Linked DNA regions of Homo sapiens: all the other regions are linked to region 1. The links are chromatin loops, found by intact Hi-C in ENCODE. Cell type or tissue: PC-3. All regions are shown on one strand. Links, peaks and the distances in the headings refer to the core of each region. The heading gives the core; the rest is flanking DNA.

What was found. Hi-C counts contacts between places; a loop is a spot of excess contacts. Peaks named below come from ENCODE experiments on the same cell type or tissue, not always from the same donor. Only the 100,000 strongest peaks of a DNase experiment are listed, where the experiment ranks them.
Region 2: a loop joins it to region 1, with 8 times the contacts of the local background. A loop is called at or near these places in 14 of 110 quality-filtered maps.
Region 3: a loop joins it to region 1, with 5 times the contacts of the local background. A loop is called at or near these places in 16 of 110 quality-filtered maps.

What each region holds. Positions count from the first base shown.
Region 1 is chr9:77,585,657-77,592,595 of GRCh38, reverse strand. All of the region lies in intron 1 of GNA14 (G protein subunit alpha 14), which reads left to right. Among named protein-coding and RNA genes, the nearest start is that of GNA14, 59 kb to the left of the region's middle. RefSeq lists enhancers at 4,206-5,111, 6,440-6,939. In PC-3, for the core only: no CTCF peak of the experiment used is centred there; DNase peaks (open chromatin) are centred at 2,995 and 4,095; H3K4me3 peaks cover 1,264 bases; H3K27ac peaks cover 3,325 bases.
Region 2 is chr9:77,511,958-77,518,896 of GRCh38, reverse strand. All of the region lies in intron 2 of GNA14 (G protein subunit alpha 14), which reads left to right. It overlaps GNA14-AS1 (GNA14 antisense RNA 1), which reads right to left. Exons shown (of 5, transcript NR_121184.1): 3 at 1,353-1,454; 4 at 798-875. Among named protein-coding and RNA genes, the nearest start is that of GNA14-AS1, 68 kb to the right of the region's middle. In PC-3, for the core only: no CTCF peak of the experiment used is centred there; DNase peaks (open chromatin) are centred at 3,276 and 3,846; H3K27ac peaks cover 2,008 bases.
Region 3 is chr9:77,520,568-77,527,506 of GRCh38, reverse strand. All of the region lies in intron 2 of GNA14 (G protein subunit alpha 14), which reads left to right. It overlaps GNA14-AS1 (GNA14 antisense RNA 1), which reads right to left. Exons shown (of 5, transcript NR_121184.1): 5 at 745-1,006. Among named protein-coding and RNA genes, the nearest start is that of GNA14-AS1, 76 kb to the right of the region's middle. In PC-3, for the core only: no CTCF peak of the experiment used is centred there; a DNase peak (open chromatin) is centred at 3,416; H3K4me3 peaks cover 518 bases; H3K27ac peaks cover 2,537 bases.

The sequences.
Region 1 (6,939 bases), core at 912-5,911:
TGCTATAGGGAGTGGTGGTGACTGGGGTAAACTGGAGAAAGCTTGTCTCCCCCAAAGGGGTGGCCACTACCCCGGCAAATTTAATGTTACTCCCTGGGAACATAGACCCAAAGGGACCAGATCTTACACAGATCTTTTATACTATGAGAATCTAGAAATCTACTTTTCAGTGAAATCTGCCAATTTCTGACAACTAATAAAAGCAAGCCTTATCTCTTAGAGCAAGTTAACATGGTCATTCACTGTCCTTCACTTATGCCATCAGGGTTAACACATGCGCGTGTAAGCACACACACACACCACACAATTACACAGTTATTAGTTCACAACCTCCTACTTAGATGTTAGGAATGGATTCAAGCACCCCAGGCTGACAGAAGAAAGTGCTGGACATGGCCAGGCACGGTGGCTCACGCCTGTAATCCCAGAACTTTGGGAGGCTGAGGCGGGCGGATCACGAGGTCAGGAGATCGAGACCACTGTGAAACCCCGTCTCTATTAAAAATACAAAAAATTAGCCGAGCATGGTGGTGGGCGCCTGTAGTCCCAGCTACTTGGGAGGCTGAGGCAGGAGAATGGCATGAACCCGGGAAGCGGAGCTTGCAGTGAGCTGAGATCGCGCCACTGCACTCCAGCCTAGGTGACAGAGCGAGACTCCATCTCAAAAAAAAAAAAAACCAAAAAACAAAAAACGGTGCTGGACATGAACAAGAAACTCAAGTGGTTCACAGAGAGCTAGGCTGTTGGGTGCATGAGAAGTATTATGGGAAATCTATCTAGAAAGCAGGTCAGAGGATCTTGAGTGCCAGACGGGATGTTTAAAATTATCCTGTTAGAATGGAGAGCTGATAAAGGTTTTTGAGCAGGGAGTGGATTTACCAGATAGAACAATAATCTGGACTAATCTAAGAGACATGTTTGATCAAAGAGAGCCACGCACTATGCTACCATATGACATACTACTGTACTGAATGTTTTCCATAAACTATGCTTCTCACCCTAACAAACCAAGGTAGAGGTAGGTATTGTTAATTATCTTCATTTGACGCCTGAGGAAATTGAGTCTAATGGGAGTCCCCTAGGATCATACAGCTAGAGAGGGAGGGACCAGAATTTGAGTCTAGGGACATTTGATTCTAAGGCCTGGATAGTTGGCCCCTCTGGTGCCCAGATTTAAAAGAGGGAGAGAGAATGAGAGAAAAATCTATTCTTTTTTAAAAATCCTAGTACTCTATCTTCCTGTAACTTCACACCAGATACTCAAAGATTTGTGGACAAGGATGGAGCCTTCAACTCAACCAGGACAACTTGATATTAAGAAGCAATTTGATGTAGGCTGGGTGTGGTGGCTCATGCCTGTAATCCCAGCACTTTGGGAGGCCTATGTAGTAGGGAAAACACCTGCTGTAGGAAGGGTATGATCAGGATGATTCTACTCGGAAACAGCGTGTGATCGTCCTGAAAATGCAGTATTTCAGTGCACTGTCTGCCTTCCTGGAGGGCAAGAGGAAATTAACCTGGACATTCACTGTCTATCACTAAAAATGAGATGACTTTAAGTTTGCCGAGTCTTTCAAGGTTGTGACCCGTGGTTCTTTATTCCTATAGAAGAACGTGGAATCTTTTGCCCCCCAAAAGAGGTCTGTTGTATTATTTATGCTCTGGCCTGTGGTAATAGCAATTTTAAAATAAAAATATGTCTAATGTGTGTGACATGTCATCCTTACCTATTTGGATGCTTGGCCTGTGCTTTTCTAAGGGTTTAAGAGCCACTTCAATTCTAGAATTTCTTAATTCTCTGAAAATTTGCTCATGTGTGGGATGCTTATATTAATAAGTAATAGTATCTTCCTAATAACTTTGTCATAATCTTATTTTTTTTTTTTAATGTGTGACCTAAGTATTACCTTTGTTTGTCCCATGAGTGAACGGGTCTTCAAAAAGGTTACTTCTCTTGCCCTGTGCTACACTACATCTGCCCTTCATTCTGAAGCAGACACTGGTTCACATGGCTTGGACAAGAGTGAGCAGATGTGGGGGACAGCAGGAAAGAATACAAGAAATCAGGGCTGTCCTGGAATATGTGGGACACCTGGTAGCCATGCCATGCCATTTTCCCAGCAGATAAGCAAAGAGGAAGAATAATTCTGTGGCACATAGAAAATGTGAAATTATGCTCACCACGTATGTCTGTAGGTTGATTGTGCTGGTTTTGTTGTGAATCTTACCTGTACTCCCTCAAGAATGTGAACACATCAGTCCCCTTCAGTGCAAAGCCCTAGCCTAGAAACTTAATTTTACAGGAGGAAATTTCTTAGGACTTGATCACAAAGGTTAGGAAAATGATGGGGAGTTTTGCTGAGCTTAAAACTGACTTGGGGCCGGGTGCGGTGGCTCATGCCTGTAATCCCAGCACTTTGGGAGGCCGAGGGGGGTGGATCACTGAAGTCAGGACTTCAAGACCAGCCTGGCCAATGTGGTTGATACCCCATCTCTACTAAAAATGCAAAAATTAGCTGGACGTGGTGGCAGGCACCTGTAGTTCCAGTTACTCGGGAGGCTGAGGCAGGAGAATCACTTGAACCTGGGAGGCCGAGGTTGCAGTGAGCCGATATTGCGCCACTGCACTCCAGCCTGGGTGACAGAGCAAGACTCTATCTCAAAACAAAACAAAAACCTGACTTTGTACTGGTTTCCTTATCCTTTTAGGGGAGAAGAGGCATTGATTTTACTCATATTTGATGTTTCCCTGATTATAAAAGACGTAGTTTATAGTGTGTTGTTTTAGGAAGTCAAGGTCTTGGTATGGAAGGCAGTGACTCTGGATGGTCATAATTAAAATCCAGTGTTGCCATCCAAATGACAATGTGCTTTTGCAGGCAACTCTGGCTATCATGGTTGCTTTAGGCAACCTGCGGTTTACCCACTGTGTACTGACTACAGGCCATAGCCCGAGGGTGGAGGAAAAAGGCAATATCCAGCTACTCTCAGAGGTTTCTCCACCCTGGATGAGCAAACAACCCTCTCCCCTTTCAACAAACACAGTACCTGTAAAGACAGGGCTGACTCATACGATGGCTTTTGAGAATGAAATATAAGTGATATCTGAACCCTAAGGTGATATATTAAACAAAGAGTGTTCTCCGCTCTTCCAGGAACCATGACTTCCAAAAACAAACAAACAAAAAAACAAAACAAAAAAAGAAAACCGAGCTCACTCCATTTTGCATGAATAAAATTTCTAGGTCAAAGTCAAAGGAATTGGTAACACTGACAGTTTGGTTGACGCAGAAAGTCAAATAGCTTCCTCCTTAAGAGGCTCTGGGAAATGAAGTGGCCTGGCCCATCAGAGCTAGAAATGACCCTGCAAGTGAGCATTTATTTCCTTGTCAGGCCAGTTTGGCTTGCAAGAAATGCACCTGTGAAAACCAATGCCAGGTTTTGGTAAACTGGTCCTAAAAGTTACTGAGCTATAATAGATTCCTGGGGCATACAAAAGTGCTGTGATTCCAAGTTTGATTTTTAAAAATACATTGAAGGGTCTGTATGAAATGGAATATAAATAAAGATGGCTTTGAATGCTAATGTCTAAAGCAAACAAACAGTTCTTTTTAGCTGTGCTGGCCCATGGCTTTTAAAAATGTGGCTAGCATGTGAACCCCCAATGTGTCCCAGGCACTTTTAGACAGTGGCAAAAGCAGGTTCCTTCTTTTGAAGAATTTTCTGCGACTGCATGTGTTCAGAGCAACACAGTAAGCACCCAGTATATATTTGTGGAACAGAGAAAGCTGTTAATTCTCTCTGGGAACATCAGAAGGACTTCCTGGGGCTAAGGTGACCTCTGACTCAGATTCAGGTTTGACAGTAGGAGAGTGTCACCTGACAAAGAAGGGGGATTAGCAACTTTTATGCTATGTGTGCTAACCTGCCTTCTAACTTAGATTTTTATATGAAATATATTTTCCTGCTTCCTTGCTCCTCTCTGTTCAGTCTTATCCCTGCTTCTATATCCTCTGATTAAAGGCTTTAAACTTTCCTTCTCTTCTCACCCCGTGACTCATTCAGCTGTCAGACACTTCCTAAGCATCTGCTCTCCAGGCTTCCTTGCTCCTGGGGAAAGCATTGTGCTAAATGTGAAATTCCTGCAGATTTCCTTAGTCATTCTCCATCAGGATCAAGAAATCACCAAGTCCTGCTTGTTACTTTCACATTCTTCATTCAAAATACAGTGCTGAAAAACAGGAAGTATTTTATCAATTAATGTTCTGTGGTTGCAAGCAACAGACACTGGCTAACTGAAGGAAGAAAAGGAGTTCACTGAAGGGGTGTCAGGGTGTGGTGGATGGAGTGATAGCCCCCCAAAGATGTCCCCCTCTGAATCCCTGAAAACTGTGAATATGTTACTTGACATGGCAAAAGGGACTTTGCAGATGGGATTAGGATCTTGAAATCGGGAGAGTGTTCTTGACTATTCAGGTAGAACCAATGTAATACAAGGGTCCTTATAATAAGGGATGCAGGAGGGCCAGAGTCAGAGAAGACGATGTGATGACTGAAGCAGACATCACTGAGACAGGAATTTGAAGTCACTGCTGGCTTTGAAGATAGAGGAAGGGGCCAAAGCCAAGGAAGGCAGATGGCCTTTAGTAGCCAGAAAAAGGCATGGAATGAAGCCTCCCTTAGAGCCTCCAGAAGGAACAGAGCCCTCCAACCCCTAGGTTTTAGGATTTTTGAAATCCAGAACTATGAGAGAATAAATTCGTGTGTGTATACGTGTGCTTGTGTGCATGTGTTTCAATTGCAGTGAAATTCACTGAATAAAAGCAACCATTTTAAAGCAAACAATTCAGCGGCATTTAGTACATTCACAGTACTATGCAAACACTCTATCTAGGACCAAAACATTTTCATCAGCCCAGAAAGAAACTCCATACATACTAGGCATTCGCTCCCCATCCCTTTGTCCCACCTCCCCCAGATAACCACCAATCTGTGTTCTTTCATACTACGGATATTTCATAGAAATCCAATCTTATGTGACTTTTGCGTCTTCTGGCTTCTTTTGCTTGGCAAATATTTTAAAGTTCACCCATGTTGTAGCATGTGCCAGTACCTCATTCCTTTTATGGCTGAATAATATTCCATTGTATATAAATACCACAATAACTTTAGCTATTCATCAACTGATAGATATTTGGGCTGTTTCTACATTTTGGCTATTGTGAATAGTGCTGCTATGAACATGTGAGTATAGATACTAATATGAGTTCCTGCTTTCAGTATTGGGGGTATATATGCTTAGAAGTGGAATTGCTGGGTCATGTGGTAATTCTATGTTTAACTTTTTGAGAAACTGCCAAACTATTTTCCATAACAGCTGAACCATTTTACATTCCCACCAAATAACTGGAATGCATAAGGTTTCCAATTCTCCACATCCTCATCAACACTTGTTCTTTTCTTTTCTTTTTTTTTTAAGTATAGCTATCCAAATGATAACAGGAGCTAGAAAGAAATTATTTAGTCAGATAGTGAAGGTAAGAGAGTCCTTAGTAAGATTTTCCTTTAATAAAAAGCAGCCCCCAAATCATTTATTTTCTATTAAAAAAAAAAAAAAAACCAGCCTGTAAAATCGAGCTGCAGACATATAGGTAAGCAAGTTGGAAGCTTGCACGGGTGAATGCCTGCAGCTGTGCCAATAGGAAAGTGCTACCTGGGGGACCAGGCGTGTTCAACATGGAGGTTCCATCTTCCTTTTTCGGTCAACTACGGGTACCGTAAAGGAACAGGCAACATGGCGCTGGCCAGGTAGAGAACCTATCTGCATAATAAAAGGTTAGGGTGGGGTGGCCAGCTTCTTCACGCACTATGTAAATGACACACCTGGTCCAACCAATTTTTGGGCCCTATGTAAATCAGACACCGCCGCCTCAAGCTCATCTGTGCACTTTGCCACGGACTAGAAGGCCCACTTGGCCGCCCCTCTGTGTGCAGGAGAGAGAGCTGTTCTCTTTCTTTCGCCTATTAAGCCTCTGCTCTTAAACTTACTTCTTGAGTGTCCGTGTCCTTGATTCCCTTGGTGTGGGACAACAAACCTCGGGTATTTACCCCAGACAACTATGCCACTTTATTAGTGGGAGTGAAGTAGCACCTCACTCTGAATTGTATTTTCATTTCTCTAATGACTAATGATGTCAAGCATTTTTTCATATGCTTGTTGACTATATATCTTTATTGAGGAAATTTCCATTTTTTGACCTTTTTTAAAAAATTGGGCTGGTTATCTTTTTGTTGTTGTGAGAGATCTTTATATAGTATGGATATGTATGAAAAAAGAGCTCTTTATATATTTTGGATGCTAGACCCCTAATTGGTGCTCTTTTAAGCCACTGAGTTTGTGGTAATTTGTTATAACCAATTTGTGGGAAGGATGCTCTGGGGTTCTGGATGCCAGGGGTAAGTGATGTATCTGTTCCAGTTTCTTTCAATTCTTGTGTCCTGATTTCAGAGGGGAGCGCGGCTGTTGTAGCCTGGGGAGTGTTTGGCGAACACTCAGGTCAGAACAAGGCAAGCCACTTGATTGTTAGCACCACTAAGACTGCCTGGAAAATAAATAGAAATACTGTTACAGACAGAAGGGCAAACATTCTGGGAAGGCAAAAACAATAATACATTACAGGCATAAGAAGGTAATACTAAATAATAATAAATGAAATCTAACAACATAAAGGTCTAAAAACCTCCCGCAGCCCAAGAGGGAATTCTGGAATTATAAATGAGGAAGATGTAGCAGGGGACAAGCACCAATAAAAACATTTAGGGGATTTATTGGATAGACGTCACAGGCAATATTAGTAGAGGTATACTATCTGAGAAAAGGGAGGTGAGAATCCTGTGCTGCTCTGTGCTGGTCATACCACACTTTAGGTGAGGAATTCC
Region 2 (6,939 bases), core at 887-5,886, 74 kb after region 1:
GTATTTTATCTAAATCAAATTTTAAAATAATGGCACTTTCTCTTTTTAAAAAAATGGCATCTGTAATTAGAAGTAAAGATATGGGCTGGTTTGTGTAACTTGGCCCTTTATATGACCTGGTTAGGAAGTTATTTGCTTCTGTGTGTGGGTACACAATTCATTAAAGATAAGAAGATGACTGATTTTTCTAAATTTTCTTTTAAGAAAACACCACTAGTGTTCTAATCATTTGCATAGTTAAGTTGTGGTTGATTGTAAAAAGGTTGATGATAACAGGAATAACTCTGCATGTATTTTGAGTGCCTCTAAGTTAGCTGCCTTCCTTTTATCCTGAAGGCAGTAGAAGTGGTTGAAAGATGGCATGTGGGAGACCATTATGACAGACCAGTGGCAGCCCCTAGTTCTCCCCAAGGCTCTGAACTCCCGATCCCACCCACTGTATCTCTGCTTTGTGTTGATCTAGAATGTCTTCCCAGGTAAGTTGTGTAGAGACTTGCCTTTGCTTTGGGGTTTTATCATCATGATGGTCATTATTTGGATTCACTGATGTGTGGAGCCCTCCACAATGTTAGTAATTACTCCAAATGAGAAAGTTTTTCTTCCAAAGGTCAAGTTAGCTCTTGGTATACTAGAAAGGGACAACAGCTGGCTTGAAGTGAAATTCCTGCCCTGTCATTTTTATCCTCAACAGTTTTGGGTGGCTCCCCAAAACTCTCAGTGTTTTTATTCCCTTCCTCCATTGAGGGCTATGTTGGCTCCTGGTGATATTACAAAATTTAAACGTGTGAGTAACCTACCTTCAGAAGTGAAAAATCACATTCTGCTGTGTCCTGAACAGGCTACCTTTTTCACCAAAGCTTCTTTTATTGGGCTTCCTAGTTAATAAGACACTGCATTAAGTACAATGTTATACATAATATGTCAATATAAGCTGTTTTACTTCATATAATACAAGAGTTCTTTTCAGACATATTAAAAAAGTATGAGGATATGGCCAGGCATGGTGGCTCACACTTGTAATCCTAATGCTTTGGGAGGCTGAGGCAGGTGGATTGCTTCAGCCCAGGAGTTCAAGACCAGCCTGGGCAGCATGGCAATATCCTGTTTCTACAAAAAATATAAAAATTATCTGAGTGTGGTGTGCATCTGTAGTCCCAGCTACTCAAGTGGCTGAGATGGGAGAATCACCTGAGCCTGGGGATGTCGAGGCTGCAGTGAGCCATGATTACACCACTGCACTCCAGCCTGGGTGACAGAGTGATACTCTGTCTCAAAAAAAAAAAAAAAAAAAAAAAAAAAAAAAAAAGAAAAGTACCAGGATAAGCACCAGAAATACACATACATACACATACACAGACTTGCAGTGAAGAACCTGTGTCCTCCAATGTGTGTGGCTTCCAGGTGCGTCCTCACCCTCTTCCTGCTGATGATACCTCTTTTTTGGCACTTTATACCTATTTTTGAAACAATGAATTAATGGGTGGCCCCTCGCTCCCTATTTTTGAAACAATGAATTAATGGGTGGCCCCTCGCTCCCTATTTTTGAAACAATGAATTAATGGGTGGCCCCTTGCTCCCTATTTTTGAATGAATGAATGAATGAATGAGCGGCCCCTCCCTGAAACGTGGGCATCCGCATCTCCTGCACTCCTACACATCTCCACACCATAAGAACAAGCATCTATGGGCAGGAAAGTCCTCACAGAGAGCTCAGGTCGGAAGGGCAGGAAGATGAGGAAGAATTCCCATGATATTTTTCAGGTTGCTTGATTTCTGTTAAATTTGGCGATGAGAGGGTTAAATGATTGGAGGACGATTTTCCCTAACCAACGTGCCATTTCTGTGATTCCTCCACTCTCTCACTAGCAGAGAAAGGTCCAAACTGCACCAGGCACTTGGCTGGCTCTGGCTGTTCACACGTCTGAGTCCAGCCAACAGTGGGCTCTGTGTTAAGGGAAATCAAGAGCCTGTTCTTTTCAACCACGATCCTCACTTTCCCATCTTTAAGAGACAGGTTGTCATTATTGTTGTAAGAGATGTTTTGATTTTATATATTTGGCCAGAGATTACTCTTGTCACTGTCCACAAAGGTGTAACTTGATGTCCTTCCTAACCCCCATGCCAGGTCAAGACCTGTGTTACATTCCCCTGCCCCCTACCGCCCCCCACCCCCAATGGGGTCTCACTCTTTTGCCCAGGCTGGAGTGCAGTGGTGCCATCTCAGCTTACTGCAACCTCCGCCTCCTAGATTCAAGTGATTCTCCCACCTTAGCTTCCCGAGTAGCCAGGACTACAGGTGCACACCACCACACCCATCTAATTTTTGTATTTTTAGTGGAGATGTGGTTTCACCATGTTGGCCAGGCTGGTCTCGAACTCCTGGCCTCAAGTGATCAGCTGCCTTGGCCTCCCAAAGTGCTGGGATTACAGGTGTGAGCCACCATGCCCGGCTGACCTGTGTTACTTTGATTATGAACACCCATCTATGACAGTTTTGCTTCCCTGCCTCCAAGTGAGTGGTATCTCTGCCACTAGAGGTTGATATGAATGACTGATAATGCCAAATAATAATTTTCACCTAGGAAACTTAGACAAGGAGACCTAACCCATAGCAATAGTAGACATTTGATAAATATTTGTTATACGAATGAAATGAATAGCACAAGCTAAGAGTGCTTTCTAAAGATTGGGCCCAAGAGAAGACAAAATGGGCAACTAGTCTGATATTACAAAGCTTCGAGGATTTAATGGTCCATTGCCTTGTGAAGGAGATCCTTGAGTAAAGGTTTCCTGGAGACCTCTAAGTCTTCAGTGACTCTCTGCTTGCGGGTCATGTACCACCTGCCCCTGTTAGTTCCCATCTCTCCCCATAGTGTGAAACTCTGTTACATGGCTGTCTCTTCCTGCTCTGGGTTTTTTTTTTTTTTTTTTTTTTTGTGAGACAGGGTCTTGCTGCGTTGCCTGGGTTGAGTGCAGTGGCATGATCATGGCTCACTGCAACCTCGACCTCCCAGGCTTAAGCAATCCTCCCACTTCAGCCTCCTAACTGGGACTACAGGTGCACACCCCCAGGCCTGGCTAATTTTTTATTTTTTTGTAAAGATGGGGTCTCCCTATGTTGCCCAGGCTGGTCTTGAACTCCTAGACACAAGTGATCCTCCTACCTTGGCCTTCCAAAGTGTTGGGATTACTGACGTGAGCCACAGAAACTGGCACCAGCTCACTCTTGAATTCCTCAAGAGCAATGCTGTATTCCTGTCTGTTTCCTCCAGCTCTCAGACAAAGGCAATGCATAAACAAACAAACAAATACCTTTTGAATTCCAGATGAACACCATTAGAAATCTCAAGTTATTATAACATAGTTTTGGCATTTTAAGGGCGGGGAACCCAATAGCAGATCAACAGCCTCTCTTTTACTATTTTTGCAAGCCTTGTGGTTTTTGGCAGCAGTGGCTGCCCGGCTCTGCCGCATGCTCATTCAGCTTCAACCACAGTGACCTCCTTTCTTTTGGTCCCTGTATTCACAATGCTCCTTCAAGCCCAGGACTTTTCCACATGCTCCTCTCTCTGCTTCCCTTTCCTCTTTGCCTGCCCACGTCTTTCTTGTCCTCCACTAGAATGGAAGATCTATGAAGGCCAAGGTCTATGCCTACTTTTCCCCACCTTTGTAGCTGCAGTGCCTGACATAGATGCAGGCCAGTTTGCCAAAAGCCTATCCACTGAAGAACTCATTCCTGGGGCAAAGGAATGTGATTTTTTTATGAGCCCATGCAGTTGACCTTAAGGCCACATTCTGGCCTTTCTTGAACGTGTCTCTCGCAGTGTCCAGCCTCATTTCCTCTCCCTATTGGATTGTGGTTTCCTGCTTCTCCCAGGCCTCACTGTCATCTCACATCCTCCATCTGCCTGAACGTCCTGAAACTGATTTCCTTTGTACTCATAAATAGCTAACTTCATTTATTTGTCTTAAATAAGAAATCTGGGCTGGGCGCAGTGGCTCATGCCTGTAATCCCAGCACTTTGGGAGGCCGAGGTGGGCGGATCACAAGGACAGGAGATCGAGACTATCCTGGCTAACACGGTGAAACCCCGTCTCCACTAAAAATACAAAAAATTAGCCGGGCGTGGTGGCAGACGCCTGTAGTCCCAGCTACTTGGGAGGCTGAGGCAGGAGAATGGCGTGAACCCGGGAGGCGGAGCTTGCAGTGAGCCGAGATCGCACCACTGCACTCTAGCCTGGGGGACAGAGTGAGACTCTGTCTCAAAAAAAAAAAAAAAAAAAAAAATCTGATATTATAGAAGACTTTCTTTGACACCTTCTTTTTCCACCCACCCACCCTTGGGTTAGATACTCTTTCCAGTGTACCTGTAATGCCCAGTATCCTTCGTATTACATTATAATTCTTAATTTATGCATCTCTCCCACTTCAGACCAAGAGTTCTTTGATGGGGAATCATGTCGGGTTTACCTCTGCATCCCTTCGGGCTCAATAAACGTGAAGTCAATGATATTAAGACGCTGTGTGAAGACAATATTATGAACCCAAAGGTATCTGAGAGATTCATCTAGGTGGTAGTATCCACAACCTCAGAGGACGTGCTCAGCTGTTCTCCCATGGGATAGAATTTTGCCTCCTTGACTATGGGACTGTGATATCGGGCAAAAAGCAACAGGGGTCCACATGGCCATGTTTGTCTTTTTCCAAAGAAATATTTGGCCATTGGAAATATTGCTTCTGAGTTGCAAGATAACCAAAAAGCCTGGCATGGGGCCCTAAACTTAGTTTGGGAAGCTTGGGATTGGCCATGCTTAGCTCTTGGGATGTGTTTGTTGAGCTGCAAATGTACCCTTCCAGGAAAAGTTAAGTCTGTGACAATGACTTCTCAAGCAGAGACACCAGACAGCTGTTTTAGAATCCCTGAGGGCCAAAAAAAAAAAGTGCTGAAGGGAACAATGGCTTGCTTATGAACTAGGAGAGATATTCAATAGATAATACCCTTTTCATCAACCAAGTTTTAAAGAAATTGAGGATAAGACCAAACAGCAAACAATAAGGTGACCAAAATGTATTGTGGTTAATGCTGAAGTATAGAGAGCATGGCTCATAACTGGAGTGAGGACTTGTCCTAAACCCAGAATGTGGTGGACTTAGCTATAAGGTCATCATGTGTTCGGGAAGACTCAGGCCTCACCCAGCAGGGCAGTCCTGTAATGACCTGGAAGAGTGGTGCGAAAGAGAGGAAGGGGCAGAGGCCAGGAGTGTCATGCAATTGCTGTGCCTCCTCACGGAATTATTGAGTGTGTCCCCTGTGTCATAGACCCATCACAGTTGTCTCTTCCAGTACTTCGTGAGCTCCCTAAGGGCAGGGACTGTGTATACTTCTGGGCGCTAAAATGAGTGTGAATCCATGTCAGGCACTCTGTGCCAGTCTTTATTGGAAATATATGATTTTATCTTAAATAGTTCTTCAATGTAGGTACTATCACTTGCCCTGACTTTAGAGATACAGGCACTAAGGTTTGTGGAGGTAAATAACTTTCCCAAGATCACACAAGTAGCAGATGTCAGAGTGGGAAACTGAGCCCAGGAGGCCTGACGTCCCAGGCAGAGCTGCTAACTATTGTTCTGTATGCTTCTTGATGGGTGATTCAAGGCCTTGTGTAGTGTTAGGGTATCATTTAATGATCTGATTATGAAAGTGCTAAATGAGGTGATTGGGGGATTCTCTGTCTTGGATTCTCTATTCCTGGCCTTTTATAAATTCCTTTGTCCCTGGCTGGGATCCAGCTGGCTTACACAACTGTCAGTGTAATCTCTATCAATATTTACACAAGGGGTCATGCCATCAAAGAAACTAGAGAAATATCAGGATTAGTGCTTTCACTGGATAAAGTTTGAGGATTGAAGAACCTTCTGTTGAGTGGATTTGAAATAGTTGCATGGAAAATATTTTTTTATTTTCCTTGAAGAGAAGTAAACAAGCCAGAGATTATTTCAAATTTATTTTGCTAATTGAAACAAAGCATGACAGTGACCTTCGAACCAGTGCCAGTAAAAATCAAATAAAATCTGGATAGTATATTCTGAGAGTGGTCTAAATGGGATGCCTTTTAGCGGGGGTTTGTTCAAATGCTTAAATTTTTAAAAAGAACGAGGTAAAGCTATGTTTATTGATATAAAAAGATTATCAATCTATAACAGGCATGAGAGAAGTGAGGTATAGAAAGAAGTTGATGTGTTTATGAATATCCCTTTGTGTGTGTATGAGATACCTTTGATAAAGAATACATAAATAGTTACAGATATGTTATTTTCTCAAGAAATAAGAAACTGTAAAAATGATTACCTTTGAATGGAGTGGGAAAAGATAATTTCCCTGTTAATTTTTCTGTTCAATTTACTTTTTAAAATGTGGATAGAGATTATTTCTGCAGAATAAGATTATCTCTGCAGAGGTAAGTCATCTTAATTTTCTTCTTTTTACTTCTGTTTATTAAAACATTAAACATAAAAAACCCAAATGCTACATTTTAATTAAAAATAAATATTAGCAGTTTAAAATTAAGATATGAGTAGTAACTTTGAGAAGAGTGACTAAAACTCCTCTAGTCCCTTTAACACTGACTTCAAATCCACATGAAGTTATCCTGGGGGTGTGGAGTGTATAATTTATGTTATTACAGATTTTTGTTAAATAAATCGTATGTTTGTGTTCTGGAAATATTTTTGTGTACATGCCTGTGCTTCTGGGTCTGGATTTGTATGGTTGGAAGGAAACACTGGGCAAAGTGAGGGGGACAGTGGGGGACAGTGGGGGCCAAGCAGGCAGTGGGGGCTCTGTCACCTCGAGCCATTTCCTTCTTAGAAAGCTTGAGGGAGGCTCCAAGGTAGGGCCGGGAGGCAGCCAATACGGAGCCCATGGCGGCACAGGCATG
Region 3 (6,939 bases), core at 816-5,815, 65 kb after region 1:
CTTAAAAAAAATTGCAAAAAATCTCATTCTGTTTTAAGAAAGCTTATGAATTTGCATTGGGCTGCATTTAAAACTGTCCTGGGCTGCACTGTGGCCCACGGGCCATGGGTTGGACAAGCTTGGCCTATGGTATATCTGGTGTGAAGTAAGGTGAGAGGCACACACTGAGCCACTAGGAGATTCTAGAAGTGACTGAGATGATTCCTTTATACATTGCTGTATCTTTTTGAAAAGGTACAGTTCTTTTTTTACTTACCCTTTCTAATGTACTCTAAAAATTAGGCTTTCTGTGGAGATTTAAGATGACTTCAGTGAAGAGGCAGGAATGTTCTTGGGGGGTGATTTCAGTTCATCTGTTTTTCCCCTGTTGTAAAATACATTTTGTTTACCAGTCATGGTGAGGTGACTGGGCAAAGCTTGGAATTCAAGGATGGGTTTGTAAACAGACCCACTGAGGAGAAAAGGCTCCTGTGTAAGCCACTTCTGCTTACGTTGGCAGCAGCGTTTGTAAAACCTAATCAGCTTAGTTATCAAAGCTTCTAGGTTTTTGCTTTTGTTTTGTTTTTCCTCATGAGCTTCTAGAGTACTCAGTTTATATTTTAAACAAAGTGGTTTTATGTGGTTTGACATCTACCACTGTCTCCTTTTCTCTTGACCTTAATTATTTTGTCTAGGCCATCTCCGTTTGCCCCCTAATCTGTGTTAGTTTCCTAGGGCTGTTATAACAAAGTACTTAAGATTGGATGGCCTAAGACAGAATTTATTGTTTTTACAGTTTGTCATGCTAAAGGGCCAAAACCAAGGTTGATTGGTTCTAACTGGAGGCTCTGAGAGAATCTGTTGTCGGCTTCTTCCCCAGCTTCTGGTGGTGGCTGGAAATCCTTGCCGTCCGTTGGCTTGTAGATGCTTGCCTCCAGCCTCTGCCTCTGCCTTCGCCTGGCTTCTTCCCTGTGTCTGCGTGTCCACAGCACTGTCCTCTCTGGTTCTGTGTCCAAATTTCCCTTTTCTTACAAGGACACCAGTCGCTGGATTAGGGTCGACCCTAATCCGGTATGACCTTATCTTGCTTGCATCTACAGAGACTCTCTTTCCAAATAAGGTTTCACTCTGAAGTTTTGGGTCAGCATGAGCTTTGGGGGAACACAATTCAACCCCTCTGGCTCCCCAAGATTCATGTCCATCCCATGTACAACATACATCTACTCCATCCCGACATCCCTAAAAGTCAACCCATTCCAGCATCAACTCTAAGACCCAATTCTAATCCAAATATCAACTCAAAAAGTCCCAAATCAGGCCAGGCACAGTGGGTTGTGCCTGTAACCCAGTACTTTGGGAGGCCGAGGCAGGCAGCCATCTCTTGAGCCCAGGGTTTTGAGATCAGCCTGGGTAACATGGTGAAACCCCATCTCCAAAAAAAAAAAAAAAAATACAAAAATTAGCCGGGTGTGATGGTGCACACTTGTAATCCCAGCTACTTGGGAGGCTGAGGTGGGAGGATCCATTGAGTCTGTGAGGTGGAGGTTGCAGTGAGCTCAGATGGTGCCTCTGCACTCCAGCCAGGGGACAAAGTGAAACTCCGTTTTTTTTTTTTTTTAAAAAAAGTCCCAAATCTCATTGTCTAAATTAGGTATGGGTGAGATTCTGGGTACAAACCATCCTGGGGCACGGCCGGGTGCGGTGGCTCACGCCTGTAATCCCAGTACTTTGGGAGGCCGAGGCAGGCATATTACAAGGTCAGGAGATCGAGATCATCCTGGCTAACGCGGTGAAACCCCGTCTCTACTAAAAATAAAAAAAATTAGCCGGGCGTGTTGGCGGGTACCTGTAGTCCCAGCTACTCGGGAGGCTGAGGTAGGAGAATGGCGTGAACCTGGGAGGCAGAGCTTGCAGTGAGCGGAGATCATGCCACTGCACTCCAGCCTGGGCAACAGAGCGAGACTCCATCTCAAAAAAAAAAAAAAAAGAACAAACCATCCCTGGGCAGGATTCTTCTCCATCCATGACTGTGAAACTAGGATACAAGTCCATTGTACCTCCCGTCTCCTCCTCTCTTGCCATGTCTGGCTCAAGTATCTCAATTCCTGTTGCATAAACTTTCTCAAACTGACACCTGGGATGAACTGAATGCTAAAATGGCTTAAGGAGAGGCAGAAGGTCGAATGGAAAGAACCCTGGATTGGCTCTAAAAAATCTGGGCTTTGCTCATGGTTCTACTGTGGGTCTAGGGCTGGAGTCTGCAAACTTTTCTGTAAAGGGCCAGGGAGTCAATATTTGTGGGCTATATGGTCTCTGTTGGAACTACCCAGTTCTGCTGTTGTAGTGCAGAAAGCAGACATAGGCAATATCTAATAAGTAAACGAATAAGTGTGGCTCAATTATAAACTCTACGTACAGAATGTATAATAAGAATAGTAAGTTAAGAATACAGTTGAGAATAGTAAGAACTATTTTTGACTCATGGGCCATGTAAAAAATCCACAGTCCATGAGTGGATTTAATCAGTTGGTGTACTTTGCTGACCCTGGTCCTGGGGAAGCCGTACCATCTCTGTTTTTCCATTTTCTTACCTGTTAAATGAGACATGCTCTGTCTACTTCATAAGCCACTATGAGCAAAAGGAAGTGATTTACAAATTAAATGACCCTCGAGAAACACAAGGTTATTATTGGGGCAGGTTCAAAAATCAGAAATAAGCTCATTTTTTTTATTACTTGTTTAGGTCATTTTCATCAATTTCTTCTCTATCATTTTCCTGTGGCTGTTATTTCTAATAATTTTTTCTCAGAGCTAGTCTTGATTCCAAACATGAAACTGTGACAAAGTACCATGCTTAGGTCATAAAATGATAAACTGATTAGTGATTCAGTCGTATTCAGTGATGGTTTAGGAGGCATGCTATATGTTATCTTCTTTACAAAGTATCGTATGACTTGAAACAATTGGTTAGTTATGTCAGGGAAGAATAAAACTTCAGCTTTTATTTTCACAGTGGTGCAGTCTTCTCATTACTTATTGCTGAGTATTTATTTCTCTATTATCTGCTGTTTTTTCTGTTTGTTTCTGTTTCTTTCAGAGCTGGGAACATTTTCTTATGTATGTAGAAGAGAATTTAAAGTGGTTTTAGAGGGTTTTATTTTAAATGTTAGTGAGATTATTGCTCAGCTAGGCTGTTGAAAGTCTTTGCCTATTACTTGACAGGCCACTTATTAAAGGAAATTTATCGGAAATTTAGTTCCGCATTTGTTTTTTAACTAACATGTTTTTTCAATTAAGATACAGCCTTGAAGATTTTTTCTTATACCTTGCCTGCTTATTTTATTAAAAAGAAATGATTCATATGTATTTGCTCACTCTGTTGATAAACCTTAATTTTTATGAATGTCTCTCAAGAGTGTTTTATGGGAGCAATTTGAATTTATGACTTCTTGAATAAATATTACAAAGGCATTTGCTCAGTGGCAGGGTTCCTAAGTCTGAGTTAGCTTATAACTCATGTTTACTTGTGATGATTTCACAGAAGCCAGAAAAGCATCATAATTTTTGCTGTTTGCAGTCTCTTGAACTTGGGAAGTTCTCATTCTAGGCCTGTCCTACAGTGAAGGAAAAAAATATGAACCCCTTAAAGGTTCTGCAGAATCTGCTTGCATGATGTAGATACAGAATTTCCCAAGGGCAAAGGTCAGCCCTACCTGACATCTCAAAAACACGTTAGTTCCATGTTCAGTCATCTTGAGAAAAAAAGAAGGCCTACAGGCTCTTCACAGCTGACCCTAGCTCCTTCGCTGCCCCTCTGCTCTGCTTAGAGGAGCGCCAAACTACACTGGGGTCATGTTGTATTTGCACGGGACTTAAATTTAATTGTAAGGGCAATCATGACAAGAACCAAAACAGATTTTTTAAAGAAGATTTAATAGTTGATATGGTTTGGATGTGTGCCTGTGCCCAAATCTCATGTTGAATTGTAATCCCCAGTGTTGGAGGTGGGGCCTGTTGGGAGGTGATTGGATCCTGAGGGTGGTTTCTCATGAATGGTTTAGCACCATCCGGTTGGTGCTGTCCTCATGACAGTGAGTGAGTTCTCGTGAATTCTGGTTGTTTGAAAGCGTGTGGCACCTCCTCCCTCCCCAGCCTTGTTCCTGCTCTGGCCATGTGATGTGCCTGCTCCCCCTTCACCTTCGGCCATGATTGTAAGTTTCCTGAGGCCTCCCCAGAAGCCGAGCAGATGCCAGCACCCTGCTTCCTGTACAGCCTCCAGAACCATGAGCCAATTAAACGTATTTTCTTTATAAATTGCCCAGTGTCAGGTATTTCTGTTTAGCAATGCAAGAATGGACAAATACAATAATTAAACGGTAAGGGGATTATTTTGCCTGCCATTCCACTCCAAGTATCTAATTTAGAAGGCAATGTTTCTAGAAGTGTGAGGACTGGATTTGTCTTCAGAAAGCATTTTACTCTTCCATTAGAAGCTTTTGCTGCATTCAAAATCCAGTTGAGTCTATGCACTTGAGCTGTCCAGTCAACCACCACTCTTAAAAGGTTGAATGTTTTTATTTGAATCGACTCACAAGGCCTCTGCGAATTTTGTTTGAAGTTTTTGCAGGTCCTACACTTGGGTAAGTGGATGCCTTTATCACTCAGTCCCTTGGAGTTCCTCCTCTTCCTACTGCTGGGTTTATCAGGCACTAGAACATCCCAAACAATGATTCTCAGTCTTGGTTGCACATTGGAATCACCTGTGGGGCTGCTACGCCAATGCCAAGAGTATCACCCCCACAGGCTCAGAGTTAATGCTCTGGAAGGCAGCCAGAGCATGTGGATTGAGTTTTAGGTCCCTCCCAGGTGATTCTGATTGGGCAGCCAGGGTCGAGAACCACTGATAAATATGTGTCTTAACATAATTTGAAGGGGTTCAATTTGGATTCTGCTTTTCTGTCAACCTTTCCATAGCAGGAAGGGAGATTTCTGGTAATCTTTTCCATGGAGTGACCTAATTAATCTCCACCCAAAGGTAAATGGTGCGGGCAGCATTGACAGTGTCTGTTGTGTTCAGCCGAACTGGGCTGCCTTGGTTAGATTAGCCTTGACAGAATCTCCAGGTGACAAACACAGCAAATGCTGTTTGTTTCCTTTGAGTCTTTCAGGAACAGAGCACAGCCTCATGCCCAGAGTTCCAGCTCTGAGATGCGGATGGGGGCAGAGGAAGAAGCTGCAGCGCATTCTCTCAAGGTCTCATCAATGGCGCCTTCTTGCCTGCCTTCTCCTACTGTTGCTACATAGAAAGCGTAATTTCCTTCTGATGGATAAGACAATCAGAGATGCAGATTGTATTAATAACAGGTTGAAAGCGTAGGCTTTGTTTATAATAAAAATAGCATATGGGCCATGCCTGTAATCCCAGCACTTTGGGGGGCCGAGGCAGGAAGATCGCCTGAGGTCAGGAATTCGAGACCAGCCTGGCCAACATGGTGAAGCCCTGTCTCTATTAAAAATATATATAAAAATTAGCCGGGCGTGGTGGCGCATGCCTGTAGTCCCAGCTACTCTGGAGGCTGAGGCAGGAGAATCGCTTGAATCTGGGAGACAGAGGTTGCAGTGAGCCAAGATCGCGCCATTGCACCCCAGCCTGGGTGACAGAGTGAGACTCCATCTCAAAAAAAATATGTACCATATGATTTTGCTTGTGAGTAAATAAAGACATTATATTAGGAAATTAGTTTGTATTTTTACTAATCATTAATACATATTTTGATTTACTGAGATAATTCATCAAGTATAAAACATAAGCATCAAACATCTAACTTCATATTTAAGCAATCAAGTGTAGTATTTTGGGGGCGGGATCATAGGAGAGTATATTTCTAACACCAGAAAGCCCTTCGATAAGGTCTCACATTTATGCATAAATAACTCCTCCAGCTCCACTTTCCATTCTCAGAAAGTGGAAGGCTGAATTTCCAGGAGAATTTCTTAAGGATGCCTGTGAAGAAATCAGTCAGAGTTCAGTGAAAATGGTTAATTTCTGTCACTTTTTTATTGGAGAGTTTTTCGGGGCTGGGAGTATTTTAAGAGCCTCTTATGTTCTACTTTTTAAAACATCTGTTTAAATAAATTTTTCTGTCCCACTTCCTCATCCAATTTGAAAAATTCAGATTCTGCACGAACCTTTGGGAACACAGAGGCCAATGTTCCAACTTTGGCCGTAGCCCAAGGTTGCTGGTTCTCTGGTGAATGTTAAACTCAGGCCCTGCTTCCCATGTCCTGGTGGGTGTTAAAAATCACATGGTCCATTTTTCTCCTTACCAAGTACTCTGTTGAGCTCTACCTGTTGTCACAACAACAACAACAAACAACAAATTCTCCACCAAAATTCTAGGCAGGAGCTTTTCCATTTATCCCAACAGTTTTCTGATTAATCAGTGTTTACTTTAGTGTGAAAACTGCTGTAATCAGAGCTTGAAATATAAGAGTTTGGAAAATGGGAAAGAATAAGATGGGAAAGAAACTGAACTTTCTTCTTGATTGCCGTCACAATTAAAACACCCACTACCCTTTAAGCCTGAACTGGGATATGAGGAAGTTTGGGAGCCAATGATGAGTAATAACATTGATTTGACCATTCCTTCCCCTACCTCAGAACTGAGTATGCACCTACAAAATCCAAAGAAATGCTTTTAAAACCTAATGAAAAAGGGAGATCCTGTAAAGTTACAAACAATCCAGAAACTAGTGAGGCCATCATTCTATTTGAACACTTATGCATCCGTCCAACACATGTGAAATATTTTTCTGAGTCTTTTAAATTGCAAGCACAGGAGTCTGAGGCAGGAGAATCTCTTGAACCCCGGAGGCGGAGGTTGCAGTAAGCCAAGATGTTGCCATTGCACTCCAGCCTGGGCAACAGAGCAAGACTCCATCTCAAATAAATAAATAAAT